Linked DNA regions of Homo sapiens: region 1 is linked to region 2. A link is a loop called in an ENCODE intact Hi-C map of the cell type or tissue named here. Cell type or tissue: mammary epithelial cell. All regions are shown on one strand. Each heading gives the region's core, and the rest is flanking DNA. Links, peaks and the distances in the headings are about the cores only.

The links. Peaks named below come from ENCODE experiments on the same cell type or tissue, not always from the same donor. Only the 100,000 strongest peaks of a DNase experiment are listed, where the experiment ranks them.
Region 1: it touches region 2 in a loop (6-fold over the local background); 8 of 110 quality-filtered maps call a loop at or near these places.

What each region holds. Positions count from the first base shown.
Region 1 is chr18:8,920,248-8,923,161 of GRCh38, reverse strand. No RefSeq gene overlaps it. Among named protein-coding and RNA genes, the nearest start is that of NDUFV2, 180 kb to the left of the region's middle. In mammary epithelial cell, for the core only: a CTCF peak has its summit at 1,576; no DNase peak of the experiment used is centred there.
Region 2 is chr18:8,980,978-8,983,891 of GRCh38, reverse strand. No RefSeq gene overlaps it. Among named protein-coding and RNA genes, the nearest start is that of NDUFV2, 120 kb to the left of the region's middle. In mammary epithelial cell, for the core only: a CTCF peak has its summit at 1,243; a DNase peak (open chromatin) is centred at 851; H3K27ac peaks cover 1,547 bases.

The DNA.
Region 1 (2,914 bases), core at 161-2,660, 61 kb after region 2:
TTGTGGATTTTTTAAAAAACCTATTTTGAAAATATTTTTCTGATTTTTAAATAGAAAACTATATTATAATAATGAATAGGCTTTTAAAATGATTCCTCTTTGGTTCTGACTCAGTGATACAGTGATTCTCTGCCCAGATGTAGGCTGGCCAGAGACCGTACCAAGAGGAAAGCTGCCTTGAGGCCTTTCCCTCGGGTCCCAGCAACAGGCAAGGTTGTGCTTCTTGTGAATAGCTGGTTTGCTTTAGCCTCTGGAAGAAATAACTATCTTGCAGTATGGCATTTTTTCCCCCCTGTACCACGTGTGCAGAACTATCTGACATGCATTTACTTGTGTTATTTTCAACACAGCTTTTTTTTTTCTTTTTGAGGCAGTTTCACTGTCATCCAGGCTGGAGTGCTATAGCATGATCTTTGCTCACTGCAGCCTCAAATTCATGAGCTCAAGTGATCTTCCCACCTTAGCCTCCCCAGTACCTGGGACTACAGGCTCATGCCACCACACCCAGCTAAGTTTTTTTTTTGTTTGTTTGTTTAGAGACAGGGTCTTGCTATGTTGCCCAGGCTTGTCTTGAATTTCTGGCCTCAAATGATGCCCCCACCGTGGCCTCCCAAAGTGTTAGGATTACAGATGTGAACCACCATACCCAGCCCTCACTGTAGTTTTATTCTTTTCTTACGTATTGCTTTTCTGACATCAACTCTCTCAAATATTTATTTATCTTTAAATATTACATTTTTTTTTAGTAAGCTGACTCAAACCTTTATGGGCCACAGTGTTGGGGCTCAGAAAACAATACCCTAAAATATGGTGCTTTGGCATGGTGAACCAAGGTCTCTCTCTGAGCTTCCTCTGCCCACCTGTCTCCTGATCTTTCTTTACCAAAGCACTAGGAGGGGCTTTCTCTGAAGTTCCCTTCAAAGAACTTCTGATTAAGGGAAGTTCTTCCAGAAGAAAGGCAACGATCTTAAAACTCCTTCTCTAGAAATCACATCAAATATCCAGAAACAATTAACCACCAGAGAGAAGACTTAAAGTCATAACCATGCCCAGACAGACTTTTCATCTATTCTTCTGAGGACAGCTTTGAGAGATTACCTGGAGACTTTAGCTGCATAATGAGACAACCTTTGTTCCATGGTAGTTCTGCCCCATACCTTCCTGTAATTCACCACCACCTCCCACAACGCTCAGAAAAACTCTGTCCCAGGCCAATTGTAGGCCAATTGTCTATTATTGGGGCTCATTTATTTCCCCTAAAAATCATTTACTACCCCTCTAAATTGCCTACACCCCTGTCTCTCTCTCCCCTGTGAAGACGTGCCACTTAAGCCTCAGTCACCTGGGCCTTCTTTGAGTCTCATATTTTTTATGATTCTGTGCTTATTCACATGAATAAATTTCTATGCCTTTTCTCCTGTTAATCTGTCTACTGTCAGTTCATTTCAGCACCAAACTTCAGAAGGTGGAAACAAAGTTTTTCCTTTGCTGTTAAAATAGTTTATATGAATAGATTCTAAAACATACATTGAGTTGTCATCACTGTTGAAACTTGGTCTCACTTCTGCCCTCTAGGGCCACATCAAACCTGTTCAATCCTGTGTTGATTTGAAAGCTGGCTATATGTTAACCCTAAGCTTTTCCTGGGTGATTCCTGGTGAGTAAAAAAAAATTATTATTATTATTTTTGAGACTGGGTCTCACTCCGTTGCCCAGGCTGGGATACAGTGGCATGATCTTGGCTCACTGCAACCTTCACCTCTCAGGTTCAAGCAGTTCTCCTGCTTCAGTCTCCCTGTAGCAGGACAAGCCACAGACAAAACCCCTCAGACGCTGAGTTAAAGAAGGAAGGGCTTTATTCAGCTGGGAGCTTCGGCAAGACTCACGTCTCCAACAACCAAGCTCCCTGAGTGAGAAATTCCTGTCCCTTTTAAGAGCTCACAACTCTAAGGGGGTCTGCGTGAGAGGGCCATGATCGATTGAGCAAGCAGGGGGTATGTGACTGGGGGCTGCATGCACCAGTAATTAGAATGGAACAGAACAGGACAGGGATTTTCACAGTGCTTTTCTATACAATGTCTGTAATCTATAGATAACATAACCAATTAGGTCAGGGGTCTATCTTTAACTACCAGGCCCAGGGTGTGGCGCTGGGCTGTCTGCTTGTGGATTTCATTTCTGCCTTTTAGTTTTTACTTCTTCTTTCTTTGGAGGGAGAAATTGGGCATAAGACAATATGAGGGGTGGTCTCCTCCCTTATTCCCCCCCTTTGAGACTCTCACTCAATAGTGGGAGTTCTCAATTTCATTCTCACTGCCTATGTCTTCTTGCAAGACAGATCTATAATGATTCATATAGTACACTTGTGCTGAAGCATTTTGGTGAACTAAGGTAGCGATGAAGCTTCTTATCATTTGAAGAAGTACAGGTAGCAAACAAGGGAGCAGTAAGCAGGTTTCTATTACCATTATAACTCCTATTATAAGAGTTTTAAATCTTTTTAGCGCTGGGAACCATTTTCCAAACATGGCCCCAGGATCAAATCCGTGCCACACTTGCACGGGCACATGTGCCAGTTTTGTCATATTTCTAACTGTGTCTTCAACTACTTGCCCTTGATCATCTATGTGTAGACAGCCATTAGTAAGGTTAAATTTTCTACAGACCTCTCCTTCAGCTGCTAGCAAGTAGTCGAGAGCCAATCTATTTTGATAGATAGCATTTCTCATCTGAGTTTCTTGCTAGGCCAGAATAGTCAAGGCTCTGCTGGTCTTACTAGTGATTATTTCTAAGACAGCTTGTAACCATATGATTCAGTTAAGCACGTAAATGGGGGTCTGGTATCCCCATGAGCCATCTTGTGCCCAAGTACCAGGCCTATAATATTGTATGATTCTCTCGGGGGCCATTCATC
Region 2 (2,914 bases), core at 262-2,761:
AACATAGCTCACTGCAGCCTAGAACTCTTGGGCTCAAGTGATCCTCCTGCCTCAGCCTCCCAAATAGCTGGGACTACAGGTGTTTGCCACCACGCTGGCTAAATTTTTTTTTTTTGTAGAGACAGGGACTTGCTACATTGCCCAGGCTGGTCTTAAACTCCTGGCCTCAAGTGATCCTCCTGCCTTGGCCTCTCAAAGTGTTGGGATTACAGGTGTGAGACACCACACTGGCCTCCCTTGCAGAATTTAAGAGAGAAATCTGAACTCCCCCTGTCATTGGTTGCTTTGGTTGAAGCTCCTTGAGATTGTCTGAGATTGTCTCCACAGTGGTCCTAGCTGCCATCTCAGCCTCTCTCTCAATTAGATATTGAAATACTTCCCCAGAGTTTTTAGCTCCCTTCTAACCAGAATTCTCCTTTTTCCTTGGCAGGCATCTCAGAAACTGTCAGGCAGCAGCTGGAGTCTCTGCAATGGTCTCCCCACCCCTCAGGAATAACCCTGCCTCTCTGCAGATGGCCTCTCAGACCTGCCTTCACAGGAGGGAGGCCTACGTTAGGTAACCATGCCCTAGCTTCAAGGTGGGGTTAAGCTTCAGGGTTCAGGTGTCTGTAGTGAGAGCAGGAAACAAGTGCCAAGGGAAATGCCACTGAAGAATGGAGGGGAATCTTCCAGCCCCAGGGGCTCATAGACCACTCCCTCCTGCCATAGGCACTGTCCTCTGAACGCGGCTCCCAGGGGAAGGGCCCTTCCTGTGAGTCCTGGGTTTATGGACCTGGACAAGTAGGAACAGGAGCAGAGCAAGCCTGAGAATGATTGAAATGCTGCCGTTCTGTCCAGCAGAGCAGAAAACTTGCGCTTGGGGAACTGAACTTTGAGAAATGCAAAGTGCCTGGGTGTTCCAGGATGAGCACATTGGAGCTTAGGTCCCTTCGTTCCTGGTAGTGGGAGAAAGCAGCAGATGGTTCAGCCTGGAGGCAAAGAAAGAGCCCAACAATTACGGGGAAGCTCAAGGTCAGCACAGGGTTAAGGCCAGAATCTAACCACAGATGCATATGATTTCAGCTTTCCACATGCATTTGTGTTGAAAGTAACTGTTGGAAAATTGTAGTCTGCTCATTCCAATAGTTCTTTTAAAACCATCCACATGTTGTTCTTAGTAAAGTCTGTGTCTGAAAACCCCTGTAAGGCTCATCACGCTGAAATGCCACCAAGTACGTCCGTAGGCTGAATTGTACATAGCATGTGAGGGCGCTGTTGCCATCTGTAAAACACAACATTCATTTTAAAATGTCACTTGTCGATCACATCAGTACACTCCGGCCTGGGCAACAGAGTGAGACTCTGACTCAAAAGAAAAAAAAATGTCACTTGACAATAAGGATTTTTAAAATGAATGATACAGGCACTGTTAATGAGACCTATGAAGTTTTCTAATGTTACAATGGCATCTCATACTTGAAAAGGTGGGGAACCGTTGCCTTAAAGATCTAGCTGAGGCCGGGCGCAGTGGCTCATGCCTGTAATCCAGCACTTTGGGAAGTCAAGGTAAGTGGATTACTTGAGATCAGGAGTTCGAGACCAGCCTGACCAACATGGCGAAACCCCGTCTCTACTAAAAATACAAAAATTAGCCAGGTTTGCTGGTGGGCACCTGTAATCCCAGCTACTCAGGAGGCTGAGGCAGGAGAATCGTTTGAACCCAGGAGATGGTAGTTGCAGTGGGCTGAGATCACACCACTGCACTACAGTCTGGACGACAGAATGAGACTCTGTCTCAAAACAGAAACAAAAACAAGTCTAGCTGAGGAGGTTCCTGGAACCAGGTAGAACTGCCACTCAGCCACCTTCATCATTAAGCTACTGTACAGACAAGGGAAGCTACCCTTTGAGTCTGCATCTGTTTATCATGTTCCCTAGTACCTGGTACTGCCCCAGGAGAGGTTTCTCATGGGGCACCTGATATATCTGGTCCCCCTCCCAGGCCTAGGAATTACCAAGGCAAACTATAAAAAACATAATTTTTTTAGACTGGATTTATAAGATTTATTATACAAGCACATAGAAAGTCCTCTATGGTACTTATGAGAAGCAAACAGCCAGTAAAAAGCAACAAAAGCCACATTAACAGTGAGCCTAAGTAGCTATTGGAACAAAAATCAATGCTAGCCTGCCTGGGTGCGGTGGCTCACGCCTGTAATCCCAGCACTTTTGGAGGCTGAGGCAGGCGGATCACTTGAGGCCAGGGGTTCGAGACCACCCTGGCTAACATGGTGAAACCCCGTCTCTACTACAAATACAAAAATTAACCAGGTGTGGCGGTGCATGCCTGTAATCCCAGCTACTCGAGAGGCTGAGGCACAAGAATCGCTTGAACCCGGGTGGCAGAGGTTACAGTGAGCCGAATCGCACCAACTGCACTCCAGTCTGGGTGACAGAGTGAGACTCTGTCTCAAAAAACAAAAACAAAGTAATGCTAGCCTGAATTGATGGGGGTATGAGGGGGTTCTGTAAGGCATAAACTGGTCTGGGCAAGAGATAGTTGGGGCCACTGATGAATTGTTTGCTTTCTACTACTGCCGACGAAGCATGGATGATTAGTTCCTTATTATTTCTGCTCCTAGGCTGTCTCCAAGGCAAGCTGTTTCTCCTACTCTCTGTACAGTCCATGAGACTAAGCAGGCACTTGACCTTAACTGAGGTTCCCTCAGTTCTGTCCTGTTCCTTTTAGTCTGGGTCCATTGGGTAGACGTGGCCTGTTCAAACAAACCATTAATGAGCACATCTCCGGCAGGGCATTTGGAAATAAAGTCAGAAAGCCAGCGAATGGTTTGGCCTTTTCTTCCCATCTTTCCATCCCCTGCTGGGATTCACCTCCTCCTCTTGCCCTGGGGCCTCCTGTGCTCTTTCTTCTTCT